3 separate regions of the Homo sapiens genome follow, and regions 1 and 2 are each linked to region 3. Evidence: read pairs that join two places in POLR2A ChIA-PET (ENCODE). Cell type or tissue: HepG2. All regions are shown on one strand.

Region 1 (2,500 bases), 550 kb after region 3:
TCCACCCCCACACGTGGGAGCCATGACCGTGCTGAGCATTTTCCGCCGAGCTCAGCAGAAACCCGCCCAGAAGGTCAAGGACCAGCAAAAGGGCCCATGCATCATAAAAGAAACTGTTTTCATTTCCCAGCGCAGAGGAGATGAAAACAAGCAAAACAAATGCAGGGGAGGGCCTGCCCCCACTCCCGCCCCCACCCCACCCGCTCCCTCTGCCTCATGAGAACAGCCATCCCTTTTACAGGAATTTTACGGCCAAATCACTTAATGTGATTATAATAATTATTTCTTTGCTAGAAATTGTATAAACAGCCTCTTTTAAAAATCTCCTACAGGGAGGCAGCTCCAGAGCTCTGCAGGGAGGAGGGGCTGTGGAGGGAAAGCAGGGGAGGGTGAGAGTGTGTGTGTGTGTGTGAGTGTGAGTGCGTGTGAGTGTGAGTGTATGTGTGTGCGCGTGTGTGCGTGCGTGTGTGTGTGTGTGTGTGGGTGATGAGTGTGTGTGTGGGCCGGTGCAAGTGTCCTCTCTGTACGTGGTGTGCATACGTGTGTGTGCATGCATGTGTGTGCACGTCCGTATGCCTGTGCATGCACTACGTGTGTGTGTACATGTGTGTGATGAGCATGTGTGATGAGTGTGTGCGTGTGTGTCATGAGTGTATGTGTGCGTGCGTGTGTGTGAGTGTATGTGAGTGTATGTGTGAGTGCGTGTGTGTGATGAGTGTGTGTGTGTGAGAGCCAGTGCAGGTGTCCACTCTGTACGTGGTGTGCATACGTGTGTGTGCATGCATGTGTGTGCACGTCCGTATGCCTGTGCATGCACTACGTGTGTGTGTACGTGTGTGTGATGAGCGTGTGTGATGAGCGTGTGCATGTGTCATGAGTGTATGTGTGAGTGCGTGTGTGTGTGTGAGTGTATGTGTGATGAGTGTGTGAGTGTGATGAGTGTGTGTGTGTGAGCCAGTGCAGGTGTCCACTCTGTATGTGGTGTGCATACGTGTGTGCATGTATGTGTGTGCACGTCTGTATGCCTGTGCATGCACTACGTATGTGCATGTGTGCGCACACATGCGTGTGTGTGCTTGGTGCACGTTTCTGTGCACGCCTGTGTGCACTGTGTGGTGTCCATATGTGATTCCAGCGTGAGTGTGTGTGAGTGTGTGAGGCTTGTGTGTCTGCATTCAGCATGCACACACCACTCTGAGTGTCAAGTGTACACCGGTGTGTGTGGTCTCACTGCGTGGATGATGTGTATGCATGTGTGTGCACACGTGTGGACCTCAGGCAGGGTCTGAGAGACTGGAAGTTCCTCCAGTTTAAAGGTTGTGAAAAAGTTATGGTTTCCATGGTGACCCTGGGCCAGCCTGGCGCCTGCACGGGCTCTGCTTGCTTTTCTCTGTGATTGTTCCTCTTGTCCCCCTTAACCGTCCTCAGCTTTTAGCCCCCACTCCCTTTCTGGGCACCCTGCTCTGTTCTGCTCCTCTGAGAGCCTGACCTTCCCATGAGGCCTGCACTCCCTTCCTTGAGGCCAGCAGAACCAATGCACCCCCACCCTCTCCACACCTCCCCCTCCCCCTCCCCCTGCTGCCCCCAGTTTTGCAATCTCGTTTTGCTTCCCCGTGTGGTCGCTGACCGGGCCTGACTTTGAAATCTGTTGAAAGGAGACCTTTCTCCTTGGGGCCAATGTAAACAGCCGGTCATGTTAAATCATGTTCTCTTCCTCTCTCAGCCTGCCTCTCGGGGGTGCTTGGGGAGGGCTGAGCCCCTCTTCTCACTCTCCCCTGCCGGCCGGCCCGGCCTCTGGGGCGTGGTGTGCGCCAGCCGCTCGCTCCAGCACCAGGTCAGCTGCGCAGCCTCCAGCCTTGGCAAGCAGCCCAGGGAGTGTGCGAGGTCGCCCCGTCCCCGTGGGCCCCGCTGGGGCTCCAGCTGACCCTCCCCTCCTCTAGCCCAGATCCGCGTGCCCTCCTGCCCTTGCCACACACAGGCGTCCCCCCGTCCTGCCAACCCCCCTCAGAAATGCCTCTCCAATCTGCCTGCCCGCTGAGCCCAGGTGAGCCTAGCCCTGGCCACTCTTGCCCCCTGCCCAAGACTGTCCCCCACCCCACGTCACCATCATGTGGCTCCTGGGGGCCTCCGTGTCAACCTCGGGCCCTTGGCCAGGCCCAGGCACACCCCGAAATCTCCACTAACCCACTTATTTTCTTGCCTGCTGCCCCAAATCCAGCCTCCCCCGACCTTAGTGTCCAGCCCAGTGAAGTCCGCGCCTCCTGCTGTGTGGGCAGAGCCCAGCTTGTCTAGGGCCTCCCCGTGCCTCAGTGGATGGCTCGATGGGCCTCTTGGCCAAGGGTCCGAATTCCCCTTCGCCCCAGGTCATGCCTGTCTCTCGGGAAGGCTTTGGGAGGCGACAGCTGCCCCAGTGCCTCCAGAGTCAGGCCCTTCCTGACTCCACTTTCTTAACTGTGCGTGGAACGAGGGGGCCGGCTGGACTCCTGGAGCCTTTGGCTGC
Region 2 (2,500 bases), 1.3 Mb after region 3:
CTGCAGGCCACAGCACCCCTCATGGGCATTCTCTTCGTCCTTGTTGACCTTTCTAAGCTCTGCCCCTCCTCTGAGTGCTCATTTCTGTGCTAAAATTATCTGGCAAATTCACTTCCACTCAGGCCTCAGAGGAAAGACGTGCAGCTCCTCCAGCAGGAGGGGCAACAGCCTGGGGTTTCCGGAAATCCAGGCTCCTGGCCTCTGACATGGGAGGGTGCCTCCAAGGGCTCTGGGCCTCGGAGTAGGTGACGTTGCACAAAGAAGTGAGATCCTAGCTGGGCTGCGAAAAACTTCCCATGGGATGTCCAGCTCAGGCCAGGAAGTCCTAGAGGGGTCCTGGAGGAATTGTGGGAGGGGCAGACTCAGGCGTGCAGACCACAGAGAGGTGAGAGGTGGGGGGTATTCTTGGCCTGGTTGAAGCCCCTCCCTGACGCCACTCTTATCTCAAGCTGGGGCTGAGGTAGGGGGCTGCGCAGCCCCAGGGCGCAGAGCCAGCTGTGTGGCTGCCTCAGTCCTTCAGCAGTGGAGATAAGTCACAGCGGCTGTTTCTGTTGTGTTGTCAGAGAGCAAAAATAGACTGTGTCTCCCTTTCCCAGAAGGGCCCTGGCATGGGCCTGGGCCAGGCTGCTGTCTGCCCTTGGCCTTGAGAAGAACGATGCCTGGCCGAGCGGTCAAGAGCATGAGTGGAGTTTGCCCGCTCCCCGCCTCCTCTTGCTCGTGGGGGAAACAAAAGCCTGGCTGGGGAAGGGCTCACTAGGCCTGCCCCTTCCATTCTCCCTCAGGGCCTCAGGCTGTGAGGGCGGTGGGGACCCCTGTACTCCACATCCAGCTCCATGGGGCCTCAAAGGTGGGGCTCCCTGGGAGTGCTGGGCTGAAGAGCCCTAGGACCCTGAACCAGACCCAGGGCAGGGTGGTCTGTGCTGCAGGGCTCGGGCAGGAGAGTGAACCCACACACACTCAGCCGCCTCCCAGAGCTCTCAGGGACACACAGTCAGCCGGCGATCAGCCTAGGGGAGCAGGTCTGTGAGGATGGGTGGGCTCCCTCGGGGAAGAGCAGCAGGGGCTCCCAGGGGCTCTTAGGGCGCCCTTGGGTGAGGGTGTCAGCCCTTTGACCTGCGAGCTCCAAGTGGAACTTGGCTGGAGCTGTTTCCATGGCCTAGGCGGACCCCCAGTCTAGCTAGCCAGGGTGAGGGAGGGTACCGGCCACACTGTCCAGCCCCCAAGTTCCGTTCCAGCTTCCACTGGATGAGATGGGGCACTGCACTGCACAGGGGCCACCCTCTCTGGACCAGATAGGGGACCCCGATGAACCTCTCAAGTGGAGGGACAAGGAGATAGAGCGGCTTGCTCTGCAGGGTACCACTCTGCCGTCTCCGTCTCTGAGCTGGAGCTGCTGTGGGCTGTCTCTCCCCAGGCCGGTGTGGACCCTGGTGCCTCCTTTATGGTATAGGGCGCTGTGAGTTGGGCAGAGCGGGCATCTTCCTGACCCAGGGCATGAGGGCTGCCCAGTGGGGGTGAGTGGGACTGCAGCTGAGCTGGGGTTTGGGTTCCCAACAGTGAGGGTCCCTGGTAGGATCGGGCGCTCCCTGTCCATATGGAAAGCAGACACAGTGCTCTGTCACCCAACAGGTGAGCTCTGTAGAGTGTCGGGGAGGCCAGCTGGGGCCTAGTGCATGGTGGTGTCACACACGCTGGTCTCCACCCGTTGGCACAGGGACCGGCCACCTCCCAAGCCCTGCTCCAGGTTCCTGACTCAAGCCCCTGGAGGAGGCCTGTGAGGAGACGGTCAGGGCCTCAGGGTCCCTGAGAGCCTGGAGCTCTGGAATCCGGAAGGCTGCTCCTTCACGTTCACCTGGCAGGGGCCAAGGCTGCTGTGAAGCTGAGGGTTTGGGGAATCAGCCTCCACTTCGGGCTGCGAATCCCTCGGCTCCTTCCCGCTCCTGGCTCTCCGCCGCCCCCGGCACCCCCATGTGTTTATGCCCCACTTATCTCCCGCAGCACATTTCGGAGGTGGATGTAAAGAAAATTCTGATCTTTTAAAATAGATTTCACAGGGGAGGTGGAAAGCGGGAAGGAAGGGATGAGTTTGTCTTGCGTTTGTTTTTAAAATAGGCCAGTGTGAGCCTGGTGTTTACGGTCGGCTGATGATGTCGCCACATCGTCCGTTCCAGCCCCCAGGACAGTCATTTCTGCTGAGCCCACGCACCATTTCTTGGCTTTTTGGTTCTCAAACCCAGGGCTGCGTGGTCTCACGATATTTGTGGTTGTGTGTGTGCGCACACGCGTGTGTTTATGTGTGTGCGTGTGTGTGCACGCGTGTGGAGGTGGGTGAGCTGGGAACGAAGCCTGCGGGGAAGCTGGGTGGACGGCACCACCCGCGTCACCCTCTATCCTGTGTGTGCTCACACGTGAGTGACAGGAAGTAGCTGGGCCTACAAATACTTGCCCTGGGTGGCTGTGGCTGGAGATGATTGGCCGGGGCTGGTCAGCATCTTAGGGG
Region 3 (2,500 bases):
AACTCCTGGACACAGGTGATTCTCCCACCTTGACCTTCCAACATGCTGAAATTATAAACTTTTTCTTTTTTTTTTGAGACAAAGTCTTGCTCTGTCGCCCAGGCTGGAGTGCAATGGCATGATCTCAGCTCACTGCAACCTCCACCTCCCAGGTTCAGGCAATTCTTCTGCTTCAGCCTCCCAAGTAGCTGGGACTATAGGCGTGTGCCACCATGCCCAGCTAATTTTTGTATTTTTAGTAGAGACGGGGTTTCACCATGTTGGCCAGGCTGGTCTCAAACTCCTGACCTCAAGTGATCCACCAGCCTGAGCCTCCCAAAGTGCTGGGATTACAGGCGTGAGCCACCGCGCCCAGTCTAAACTTTACTTTTCTTAAAACATGTTATCAATGTCTTTGGTTCTGTGGGTTCACTGAGCCCAGCTGAGTGGCTCCTCCTAAGAGTTGTGGTGACAGAACCTAGGGGTGGTGCTGTCTGAAGGCTCACCTAGGCTGGAATTCCATTTCCATTCATGTGTCTGACATTGGGGTGGCCACACAGCTCAGGGCTGGCTCTGCATCTACCTTTGTGTGTCTTTTCCACATGAGTTTCTGGGTAGATTTCTTAGGCTGACTTCTCCAAAAGTAAGAATCCAAGAGCCTGCGGTAATTTTAATCTATTGTCATTTTATCTCCTGATAGCCTTTTCTTGGGCTGTTTCTTGAAGCATTCTGTGTTTGTTCTAGGAATGTTCTAACGAGGTTCCAGAATGCTCTTCATTTCTCTGTGTTTCTATTTCTTCTCACGTCATCTTTCTAATTTACGTTGGTCTCTATTGTTCATGTTGAAAGTCTTCCCAAATACCCAATATCCTTAGCAGTCTTAAAGAGACTAAGACTGAGGTGTTAGGAAGCTCACAAGGAGTTTGCATTCAAAAGCAGGACTTGTCAAGCGCTGGGCTTTGCTGTAGAGACTGTGTAGGAAGCCCACTCTCAGGCCAGCCTAAATCCCACCTTACAGGGGTGTCTTTTTCTGGAATACCCCCACATTATTTATGCTAGGAAACCCTGTTGCTGTATGATTTGTGTGTGTGAGGGGATGGAGGGATGAGGAGTGGGAAGCTGTTGACTCATGCACATACCTGTCTCCATGGTGTCTCTGCTGTCGACCTCCTCTCCCCCAGCTCCAGCCCCTCACCTTTCCAGGGCTCTGTATCCAATGGAGGGGGCTCAAGTGAAGGCTTCTTCCCCCCATTTCACTGTCACCAAGCTTTACCTCTGGACATTTGTGGCACTCACCTGCTGGGAACCCACTCCTTTCTCTGAACAGTTTCAGGGTTTAGCCTCCCTTCCTGAGCCCCTTTTGACAAGTTATCAGGTCCCTGGTAGGGAAAGAAGAACAAGCTCAAGTGCCCGATCTCTTATCTTAATCAGAAGGGGAACCCAGTTCTAATCCAGATGCTGCTATGCTGTCCTCTTTCTGGGTTTCATTTCCTTGTCTGTCAAACCAGAGGGTGGCTTGGCCAACTCACACCTGACCCAGGTTGACACAAAGTCCAACTCCAGCTTCTCTCCACTCCTACCTGAATTCCCAGCAGCATACAAACAGGACTCAGGAGACCTGGGTTCAATCCTGTCTTTGCCATATTCTGGTTGTGGCCTTGGGCACGTCCCTTTACCTCTTAGTTATCCCTTGCCTGCCTCGGAGGGCTGTTGCAGTCACCAAGTGACTGGACCTGAAGGTAAGCTGCCCAAGGGGCTCAATTGTGAGTGTTCCCTCCTCCCACCCAAGGTCAGCCTTGTCAATAATAAACACAGTGACTCTCTGAGCACCTGCCAAGGGCCAGGCCCGCCACATACGGTGTTATTCTCACAATCTACAAGAAAAGTACTATTAGCGCCATATTCCCAAGGAAGAAAGTGAGTGCCCAGAGAAAAAACTAAAATTTCTTGGAGGTGAAAAATAGAGACCAGGCTCAGTGGCTCACACCTGTACTCTGAAAGCACTTTGGAAGGCTGAGGCGGAAGGATCACTTGAGCTCAGGAGTTTGAGAACAGCCTGGACAGCATGGGGAGACCCCGTCTCCACAAAAATTAGCTGGGTGTGGTGACATGTGCCTGTGGACCCAGCTACATGGGGAGCTGAGGTGGGAGAACTGCTTGAGCCTGGGAGGTCGAGGTTGCAGTAAGCCAAAATTGCCGCACTGCATTCCAGCCTGGGTGGCAGAGTAAGACCTTATCTGGGAAAAAAAAAGAAAGAATCACTGAAAAGAAAATTTTTATATGAAAGTTGAAAGATAAAACCGAAGAATAAGGCCGAGCGTGGTGGCTCATGCCTGTAATCCCAGCACTTTGGGAGGCAGAGGTGGGCAGATCACGAGGTCAGGAGTTTGAGACTAGCCTGACCAACATGACCAACATGATGAAACCCCGTCTCTACTCAAAATACAAAAATTAGCCGGGGGTGGTGGCGCACGCCTATAATCCCAGCTACTCAGGACGCTGAGGCAGGAGAATCGCTTGA

What was found. ChIA-PET counts read pairs that join two places held together with the same protein. Peaks named below come from ENCODE experiments on the same cell type or tissue, not always from the same donor. Only the 100,000 strongest peaks of a DNase experiment are listed, where the experiment ranks them.
Region 1: POLR2A ChIA-PET joins it to region 3 with 5 read pairs; 2 of 35 experiments call an interaction of 5 or more read pairs at or near these places.
Region 2: POLR2A ChIA-PET joins it to region 3 with 6 read pairs; 1 of 35 experiments calls an interaction of 5 or more read pairs at or near these places.

What each region holds. Positions count from the first base shown.
Region 1 is chr2:240,959,993-240,962,492 of GRCh38, reverse strand. All of the region lies in intron 20 of CROCC2 (ciliary rootlet coiled-coil, rootletin family member 2), which reads right to left. The region is part of intron 3 of UICLM (up-regulated in colorectal cancer liver metastasis); the gene reads left to right. Among named protein-coding and RNA genes, the nearest start is that of UICLM, 6.2 kb to the left of the region's middle. RefSeq lists an enhancer at 1-725. In HepG2, no CTCF peak of the experiment used is centred here; DNase peaks (open chromatin) are centred at 58, 1,352 and 1,702.
Region 2 is chr2:240,257,448-240,259,947 of GRCh38, reverse strand. No RefSeq gene overlaps it. Among named protein-coding and RNA genes, the nearest start is that of OTOS, 120 kb to the right of the region's middle. RefSeq lists an enhancer at 1-2,008. In HepG2, no CTCF peak of the experiment used is centred here; no DNase peak of the experiment used is centred here.
Region 3 is chr2:241,510,572-241,513,071 of GRCh38, reverse strand. No RefSeq gene overlaps it. Among named protein-coding and RNA genes, the nearest start is that of STK25, 3.2 kb to the right of the region's middle. In HepG2, no CTCF peak of the experiment used is centred here; a DNase peak (open chromatin) is centred at 1,538.